Regions from separate parts of the Homo sapiens genome. Here all the other regions are linked to region 1. The links are chromatin contacts, found by Hi-C or POLR2A ChIA-PET in ENCODE. All regions are on one chromosome and are shown on one strand. The core of a region is the stretch at or near the end of the contact, and the rest is flanking DNA. Distances in the headings are between cores, read along the strand shown. Region 1 holds the start of SDHA (succinate dehydrogenase complex flavoprotein subunit A). Region 2 holds the start of PLEKHG4B (pleckstrin homology and RhoGEF domain containing G4B). Region 3 overlaps AHRR (aryl hydrocarbon receptor repressor).

Region 1 (2,803 bases), core at 101-2,600:
AAAAACTAGACCAGAGCCGGGCATGGTGGCGGGCACCTGTAGTCCCAGCTACTCGGGAGGCTGAGGCAGGAGAATCGCTTGAACCTGGGAGGTGGAGGTTGCAGTGAGTCGAGGTCGCGCCACTGCACTCCAGCCTGGTGACAGAACGAGACTCCGTCCCCCCCAAAAAAAAAGAAAAAGAAAAAGGAAAAAAAAAACAAGAACTTAAGATGAAAGCGACTCACAATCTGGTTGGGGAAAGTGGAGAAAACAGACATGTCTTAAGCATCTGAAGTGCAGGTAGAATCAGGTAAGTTCTCTGGTACAAATATGTTTAAATGTATGGCTGCTGCGATGGTTAATTTTGTTTGTCAACTTGACGGCATCATGAGGTGCTCAGATACATGGTTAAGCATTATTTCTGGGCGTGTCTGTAAGGGTGTTTTTGGATGAGATTAGCAATTGAACCTTTAAACCAATTCCTCACGTCTCCCTTCTATTTGTTGTGTCTCTGGAGAACCCTCATACAGTTGTATCAAAGATACAGAATCAACTCGATAAAAGTGGGCTCACACCGGACACTTTCATATGAGCTAGGGTTTGAAGAGTGAGCAGCATTTTGACAGGCAGAGAAAGAAGGAAAGGGTCTTCTGATCAGAAGGAAGACTGTGAGGAAGGCAGGGAGGGGTGATGTGGGGAAGGTGCAAACAGTGCTAGAAGCTTCTGAGGCCTCCTCGTGGTGGTGATGAATGCAGAGATTACAGAGTTCTCTGCTTCGGGCTCAGCATGCACCCTCCATAGCTAGGCTGGGGGCTAACGTTAGTAAGAATTTACTGATTTACTGAGTACCTACACGAAGTTTCACATTTTCACAAAGTAGAGTCACTTTAAGTTTGTTTACATGTGACCTCCACAAACACACACAATTACAAAATAGTTTAGTTAATCAAGGGATGTATAATAAACAAGAGGTCGGAGGCCCCGGGCCGCTCCCGCCCACCTCCGCGGACGAGCGCCCCCCTCCGACCCCATTCCCTGCGGTCTGGGCGTTCAGGCCCTTCGGTCTGGGCGATCCCGGAGAACCACCCACGGGGCTTTAAAAATGTTGGTGCCCACCACCTCCCCGGAACAGGGCCCGCTCTACCTCGGTCGGGGAGCGCGGGACCTCAGCGTTCCCTTAACGCCACCGTCCGCGGGTCCGCTTTGCGCAGGCGCGGCGCCCCCACTCAGTACCCGCTCCGGGCGTGGCATGGTGCGCAGGCGCGATGTCCCCCACTGCAGCCCCGCTCGACTCCGGCGTGGTGCGCAGGCGCGGTATCCCCCCTCCCCCGCCAGCTCGACCCCGGTGTGGTGCGCAGGCGCAGTCTGCGCAGGGACTGGCGGGACTGCGCGGCGGCAACAGCAGACATGTCGGGGGTCCGGGGCCTGTCGCGGCTGCTGAGCGCTCGGCGCCTGGCGCTGGCCAAGGCGGTGAGTCCGTGCCGCGGACCGGGGCGGGGCAGGCGGGGGCCGAGGCGGCGGTAGGAGCGGGACGGTCCCCAGCGGGTCCGAGCGGAGCGGGCGCCGGGTCCCTGCGCCCTCTGTCCCGGGATCGGGAAGGGGCTGAGAGAGCCCTGGGCCGGTGCGAGGGGAAGCCGCGGGGCGGACTCGGGGACCCGGGGAGCTCGGTCCTTAGTAGATAGTCCGCGTCCGGGTGAAGGTCACAACCCCGCGGGCTTGCTGGGCGTCCCCTCCGCCGCCTTGGTCCGGGCCTGGGGTCCTGGGACCCCGCGGGCTGAGGTAGCCCCTCGCCTCAGTGCCTGGCAGGTGGACTCGGGGAGGAGTCGTGTCTGCCCAAGGTCACCCGGGCGGATAGCGGCCGGTGGCCGCCCTGGCTGGGCTGGGCCTCTGCCGCCCTCTGTGCGGGTTGTCCTGAGGAGCAGCCCGCAGCCCGTGGGTGGGGCCGGCGGGGCGGGTGAGACCGCCCGGGTGGGTGCGAGGAGTGGCCGGGCTCGGCCCGGTGGGCGTCCGGTGGGAAGCGTGGCGCGCCCGAGCTTAGGCTTGCAGTTCGCCTTTCCAGAAAGCGCAAATCTGTCCATGTCCACTTCGAGACCTTGTAAGTTAAGGGCTTCTACTTTGGGTCGTGTTTGGTGGTCCTTATGCCACCAAAAATGTGCCAGTGTTTAAAAGCAGCTGTGCCAGTTTTTAAAACTCAGGCGGAGAGCTCAGCGCACTGACCGGGCGAGGACGCCGGGACCTGTGCTTGCCTGTGCGCTGAGTGCCTCTAGGGCCGGGCTCGGCTTAGTCCAGGATGGTGGTCAGGGTTATACTTCCCTGAGCCCTTGCTCTCTGAGTGTCTGAATGTGCCCTCTACGATTGCATCTTAAGAATCGGCCTTCTAGGGTTTTATTTAATCAAGCTAAATTGGATAGGTTTAGTTGTTTGGTTCTTTTAAATGAACTTACCCACCCACCTCCTTAATTACAAAGTAATTTTAAATTGCAGAATAAAAATCTCAATAGGAACCAAGGCATTCAGCAATATTGATTTGAATTATGCCTGTAATTGTGCAATTTTCTCCTTTTTGAAATACTTATTAAAAATCTCGTTGAGTTAAATGTGAGGATTAGTCATACAGCCATCCTGCCAACATCAGAAAGCGTGTAAACCGTTCTAGTGTGTTGCTGTGGTTGGTACTGACTGAGCAGAGACCCCTGCCGCATCTTGGGCTTTTAAGAGCTGCTAGGAGGGCGTCCACAAGCAGGAAGGAAAGCCCATGGTCAGTGGGGCTTTTTAGGGGAAATGGTAGCTTGTGATTGGAGAAAAGCTAGAGCTAGTGCCTTTG
Region 2 (2,700 bases), core at 107-2,606, 130 kb before region 1:
AAGGTGGCTCCCATCCTGGACAGCACCGTGGGCAGTACTGTCACGAGGACGGGCTGGGAGGAGGGTGTGGCAGGGGTGTTGGGGGCCTCAGGTAGGGGCCAGCACAGAGGGACACCCAGATACCCAGCACAGAGGGCAGGAACAGGTCAGCTCCCTGCCTGGGCTCAGGGATGGGGCTGGAGGTTCTAGGAAGCAGAGCAAGTAAGCAGGACAGGGAACAGTGAGAACACAGGTGTAGATGGAGAATCAAGGCGGGGCGCAGCCAGGGATTCCAGGGAGGAGTAGACAGAAACTCAAGGGAGGGAGGCCTCGAGGGGATCCCAGGGAGGTGTGGACAGGGATTCTAGGAAGGAGTAGACAGAGACTCAAGGAGGCCTCGACGGAGATCCCAGGGAGACTGACTGCCTGCTGCATAGGAGGGAGGCTCCCAGCTGTGTCCCTGAGCTGCATAGGAGGGAGGCTCCCAGCTGTGTCCCTGAGCTTCATCCACTCTGTAACCTGTGACAAAACGGAGCATTATCTGTCAATGAGCACATCTGTGCCGCAGTTTTTGGGATGGTGCCAGGGTAGGGGTGAGGGACAAGTTGAGGGGACAGGTTGAGGTGGGGTCCCTGTGAGGCCCTCCTGGACGGAGTGGACCTTATGAGACACTCCCTAGCTGAATTCCCAGCAGGAAGCTGGTGCCCAGAGCACCCTGGACTAACGGGCGGGAGAGGGACTTTGTTTTGGGAGGCTCTTTGTAGATCAAGGCATTAAAATTGCACCTTTGGGGAAAGCATGTTCCAGAGCACCAGACACCCCGAGGCACCCTGAGTTGTGGGGGGGGAGGGTGATGGAATTTGGGGCCCTCGCTGAAGCCCTTCATTATCCAAGCCAGGCGCGGGGTGGCACGTAGTTCCCACAGCGGCCCCTGGACGGAGGAGAGGGCCTGGGCCGTCCACACCTGCAGAAATCTGGAGCTGGTCCGCCTAGACCAGGGGAAATCGGGGTCCCGTCCGGGTACACTGGCAGAACTCAGGGGTCAGATCCTCTGCCCTGGAGCATTCAGATTTGTGCCTCTACGTTATGGAAACCAGGGGCCCGTCCGGGTGCAACGTGGCATCCACAAAATGGCAGGTCCCCGAGCTCCGGGCTCCGAGAGAACAAAAGCAGAAGCCACTGCCGCCCGCGCTCGGGGAGGAGCCGCCCAGGTGGGCGCGTCCGGGGCTAGGCGGGAGCTGCGCAGCCGGGTCCAGGGGAGACGCCCCGCCCCGGCCGGACCCTCGGAGCCTCCTAGGGGAGACCCCGGCCCCGCCCCTCTCTCGCCCGGATCGGGCGGGGCCCCGGGAACGCGCGCGGCGAAGGCGGCCTCGGCCCAGTGCACAGCGGGACCAGGCAGAGTTCGGGGAAAGCGTCGGAGTTCGGGAGACCAGGGTCCAGCATGGGTTTCAGCACAGCAGACGGCGGGGGCGGCCCAGGCGCCCGGGTAAGAGGGGGCACGGGGACTGCGGCGGGTGGGGGCGCGAGCGGACGCGGGAGTAGGGGCGGGTGGGGGCGCGGGGGTAGGGGCGGGGTGGGGGGGGGCGCCGGAGTAGGGGCGGGTGGGGGCGCGGGGGTAGGGGTGGGGTGGGGGCGCGAGCGGACGCGGGAGTAGGGGCGGGTGGGGGCGCCGGGGTAGGGGCGGGTGGGGGCGCGGGGGTAGGGGCGGGGTGAAGGCGCGAGCATCAAGGCGGGCGGGCGCGGGGACTGGGGTGGGAGGGGGCGCGGGTACCCAGACGTGCTGGGGGTCCTGGCGTGGGTCCTGGGACCTGCCGGCGGCTGCTGCGGGAACGGGAGGGAGCTTCTTCAGGCACCCTTTTCCTTGTAACCTCGTGAATACTCGGGAGAAGAAATAACGCTTTCTGGACAGATTTGCCCTCTCGGTGCCTGAAGGGGAGCCAGGGGAGGGGAGTCTGAAATCTCATCGCCAAAACTGAGAGTTGCTAAGTTACTCTTCAGCTCAAACCGGTGGGACAGAACAGTGATCTGTGGTGGCCCGGAACAAAGAGAATTTTTACTTAAAAATACCAAGATTGACTTTTGTGTTGGAGTGCTAGTTGATTTGAGTAAGAAACATTTGCTAGTAAAACAAGACAGTTATTTCAGCTTTGGTGAAAGAGTGATAAAGCTGTTTTCAGGTTTTTCATGTGAGTTGCAAAAAGTATATTGGGTTTGCCTTTCCCTGTTTCGTGTGAAACTAAAGAGTGGTTGAGGTGAGGTAATTACACTCTACTCCTGTTACCCAACAGCACTTTTGCCTAAAAAGTTTAGTTGGTACGTCTAGGTGTCTAATTAAGAATTGAAACATATAATTTAAAAATTAAGTTAAATGTCATTGAAACGGTGCATAATTGATACTTTTGACTGAGCCTTAGGCAGCTGGGTGGGTCCTGAATCAAGATTCCTGGGAAGGTAGGTTTCTCAGCTTCCCGAAGAGATTTAATGTAAATCTTCATGTAATGTGGACAAAGGTGAGTTTTAGCTTTCAATTTCCCTGAGCCTGCCTCGAATTCACAAAATTCCAGGCTCTCTGGGTCAGAAGGAACTTCGGAGATCTTGAGGAGGCCGCCGTCTCCGAGATTCTGTGATATATTCAGCATTTCCATTCCCTATGGGATCACAACCCACTGGGAAGCAGTGTTTGGTGACCCCCCCACCGAGAAGTGGGTTCATATTCCTGCT
Region 3 (2,742 bases), core at 154-2,653, 130 kb after region 1:
TGTCCAGCACTGTTGGTGGCAGCTGGTGGGTGTAGTCAGCTGGACTCAGGGCGCTGTGAGCTAGTGACTTAAGTGGAATCCCAGGACTGTAGAGTGGAGTAGAATTTTACATAGAAAAGAGGAAGCCTGTTGGCCCAAAGCACAAGGCTATCAAGGGCAGAGATGAGAAGAGCAAGACCTGCCACAAACCGCACAGGGAGATCACACCACAGAGAGGAGATTATGCTGTTGCCCTGCATGCGCTCTTGGGGGTGATGGGATCATGTGGCCCCGTGTGTCCTCTCGGAGTGACAGGAACATGGGACCTGAGTACCCTCTCAGAGGTGACAGAAACACGGGACCCCACATACCTTCTCGGGGTGACAGGAACACGGGACCCCACATACCTTTTCGGGGTGACGTGAACACAGAACCCCACATACCCTCTCAGGGGTGACAGGAACGTGGGACCCCACGTACCTTCTCGGGGTGATGGGAACACGGGACCCGCGTACCCTCTTGGGGGTGACGGGAACACGGGACCCCACATACCTTCTCGGGGGTGACGGGAACACGGGACCCCGCGTACCTTCTCGGGGGTGACGGGAACACGGGATCCCGCGTGACGAGTGTTTGGAGGCTGCAGGCTGCCCAGGCCTTGGCTGCGCCCCGCCCCGCCCGTTCCTGGCTTCCTCGATGGCTTCCTCCTCAGGACGCCGGTCTCCCGCCACGGCGCCCTGAGCCAGGCTCCAGAGCAGGCGGCTTCTCTGGGGGAGGCCGGGACCCGCCTGACACCGAGGGGAGGCCCAGGCGTGACCCGGCCCCGGTGGCTCCTCGGTGCGGGGTGCTGGAGAGCAGGGGTCCCGGGCCAGGGGGTCCCACGAGGAGGAGCAGGAGGTGGGGGCCTCGCGGGGTCGCGGGTGTGGGGGCGCCAGGACCGCGCTGAGGGGCCCGGGGCATCGCGGCGGGAACAGGGCGCACGTGGCGCGTTCCGGTGACCGGGTGCCCCCTTGTCTTCCAGGCCGAGGACGATGATCCCGCCGGGGGAGTGCACGTACGCGGGCCGGAAGCGGAGGAGGCCCCTGCAGAAACAGTAAAGTATCCCGCCTTCTGCTTGTGTGGGTTGTTGCACCCATGGAAGGGGAGGGTTGGGGTTTGCCTTGAAAACGGAGTTTTAGGAACAGGGCGAGCGAGGAAGGCTTCGGGAGCCGGGCGGGCCGGGGCTGAGCTCCGGCGCGGGCGGCGCAGGAGTCGTCTCCCCGCAGCGCCCCGGTGCCCGGAGCCCCCGGCGAGGCTCGTCCCTGCGCCCTCGGGGCCCTGAGCGGTGGAGCGAGGCGGCGGGCACCGTGAGGCGCTGAGGCCAAGGACGCGGGCGGAGCTCCGGGCGGCAGAGGCGGAGGCGGCGGGGCCACGGCAGCTTCCCAGGCTCCGCAGGCGAGACCGCCACCCGCTGGGACGGAGGGTGTGGCACGGCCGGGTGTGTGCGTGTGTGGCGAGGCTATGCGAGGCTGTGTGTCTGCGGGTGGGGAGGGCTGCGGGGGTGTGTGCGGTATGTGTGAGGCTGTGGGGGGCTGTGTGTGGGGTGTGTGTGTGTGAGGCTGTGTGTGCGCGGGGGGAGCTGTGTGTGTGTGGGTGTGTGTGTGTGAGGCTGTGGGGGGCTGTGTGTGGGGTGTGTGTGTGTGAGGCTGTGTGTGCGCGGGGGGAGCTGTGTGTGTGTGGGTGTGTGTGTGTGAGGCTGTGGGGGGCTGTGTGTGGGGTGTGTGTGTGTGAGGCTGTGTGTGCGCGGGGGGAGCTGTGTGTGTGTGGGTGTGTGTGTGTGAGGCTGTGGGGGGCTGTGTGTGGGGTGTGTGTGTGAGGCTGTGTGTGTGCGGGGGGAGCTGTGTGTGTGTGGGTGTGTGTGTGACTGTGCGGGTGTGCGAGGCTGTGTGAGACTGTGTGTGCGGGTGTGTGTGGGGGACTGTAGGGAGCTGTGTGTGTGGGGTGTGTGAGACTGTGCAGGTGTGCAGGTGTGCGAAGCTGTGTGAGACTGCGTGTGCAGGTGTGTGTGGAGGGCTGTGGGGAGCTGTGTGTGGGGGGGGTGTGTGTGTGAGGTTGGGGGCTGTGTGGGGTGTGTGTGAGGCTGTGTGTGGGGAGTGTGAGGCTGTGTGTGTGCGAGGGGGACTATGTGTGTCGGATGATGTCCCTGGCTGTGTGTGGGGATGTGTGTGTGTGTGTGTGTGTGTGTGTCAGATGATGTCCCTGGCTGTGTGTGGGGATGTGTGTGTGTGTGTGTGTGTGTGTGTCGGATGATGTCCCTGGCTGTGTGTGGGGATGTGTGTGTGTGTGTGTGTGTGTGTGTGTGTGTGTCGGATGATGTCCCTGGCTGTGTGTGGGGATGTGTGTGTGGGGAGAGGGGTGGGTGGGTGTGTGTGTCGGATGATGTCCCTGGCTGTGTGTGGGGATGTGTGTGTGTGTGTGTGTGGGGATGTGTGTGTGTGTGTGTCGGATGATGTCCCTGGCTGTGTGTGGGGATGTGTGTGTGTGTCGGATGATGTCCCTGGCTGTGTGTGTGTGTGGGTGTGCGTGTGTGGGTGTGTGTGTGTGTGTGTCGGATGATGTCCCTGGCTGTGTGTGGGGATGTGTGTATGTGGGGGGGAGGGGGTGTGTGTGTCAGATGATGTCTCTGGCTGTGTGTGGGGATGTGTGTGTGGGGATGTGTGGGTGTGTGTGGGTGTGTGGGGGTGTGTCTGTGTGTGTGGGTGTGTGTGTCGGATGATGTCCCCC

Evidence for each region. A loop is a pair of places that touch in the nucleus more often than their neighbours do. ChIA-PET counts read pairs that join two places held with the same protein, here RNA polymerase II (POLR2A). Pooled maps may share reads with other maps.
Region 2: a pooled map shows a loop between it and region 1 (2.8-fold over the local background). The contact joins the promoter of PLEKHG4B here to the promoter of SDHA in region 1. A Hi-C loop is called at or near these places in 1 of 50 pooled maps. POLR2A ChIA-PET finds 5 or more read pairs at or near these places in 4 of 52 experiments (CD8-positive, alpha-beta memory T cell, HEK293T and WTC11).
Region 3: a pooled map shows a loop between it and region 1 (6-fold over the local background). The contact joins the enhancer-like site here to the promoter of SDHA in region 1. A Hi-C loop is called at or near these places in 8 of 50 pooled maps. POLR2A ChIA-PET finds 5 or more read pairs at or near these places in 4 of 52 experiments (HEK293T, RWPE1, WTC11 and 1 more).

Annotation. Positions count from the first base shown.
Region 1 is chr5:216,970-219,772 of GRCh38, forward strand. SDHA (succinate dehydrogenase complex flavoprotein subunit A) reads left to right here and starts at 1,351. Exons shown (of 15, transcript NM_004168.4): 1 at 1,351-1,449. The coding sequence starts at 1,387. CCDC127 (coiled-coil domain containing 127) reads right to left here and starts at 1,184. Exons shown (of 3, transcript NM_145265.3): 1 at 1,124-1,184. RefSeq lists silencers at 1,162-1,491, 1,722-1,961 and an enhancer at 1,361-2,169.
Region 2 is chr5:90,812-93,511 of GRCh38, forward strand. PLEKHG4B (pleckstrin homology and RhoGEF domain containing G4B) reads left to right here and starts at 1,357. Exons shown (of 20, transcript NM_052909.5): 1 at 1,357-1,465. The coding sequence starts at 1,421. RefSeq lists an enhancer at 1-396.
Region 3 is chr5:342,893-345,634 of GRCh38, forward strand. It overlaps AHRR (aryl hydrocarbon receptor repressor), which reads left to right. Exons shown (of 11, transcript NM_001377236.1): 2 at 1,001-1,072. The coding sequence starts at 1,011. PDCD6-AHRR (PDCD6-AHRR readthrough (NMD candidate)) reads left to right here. Exons shown (of 13, transcript NR_165163.2): 4 at 1,001-1,072. Among named protein-coding and RNA genes, the nearest start is that of AHRR, 23 kb to the left of the region's middle. RefSeq lists silencers at 875-974, 1,015-1,534. Within about 2 kb of position 1,404, at least 4 of the 41 ENCODE cell types and tissues checked have a DNase peak (open chromatin) inside an H3K27ac peak, as active enhancers do.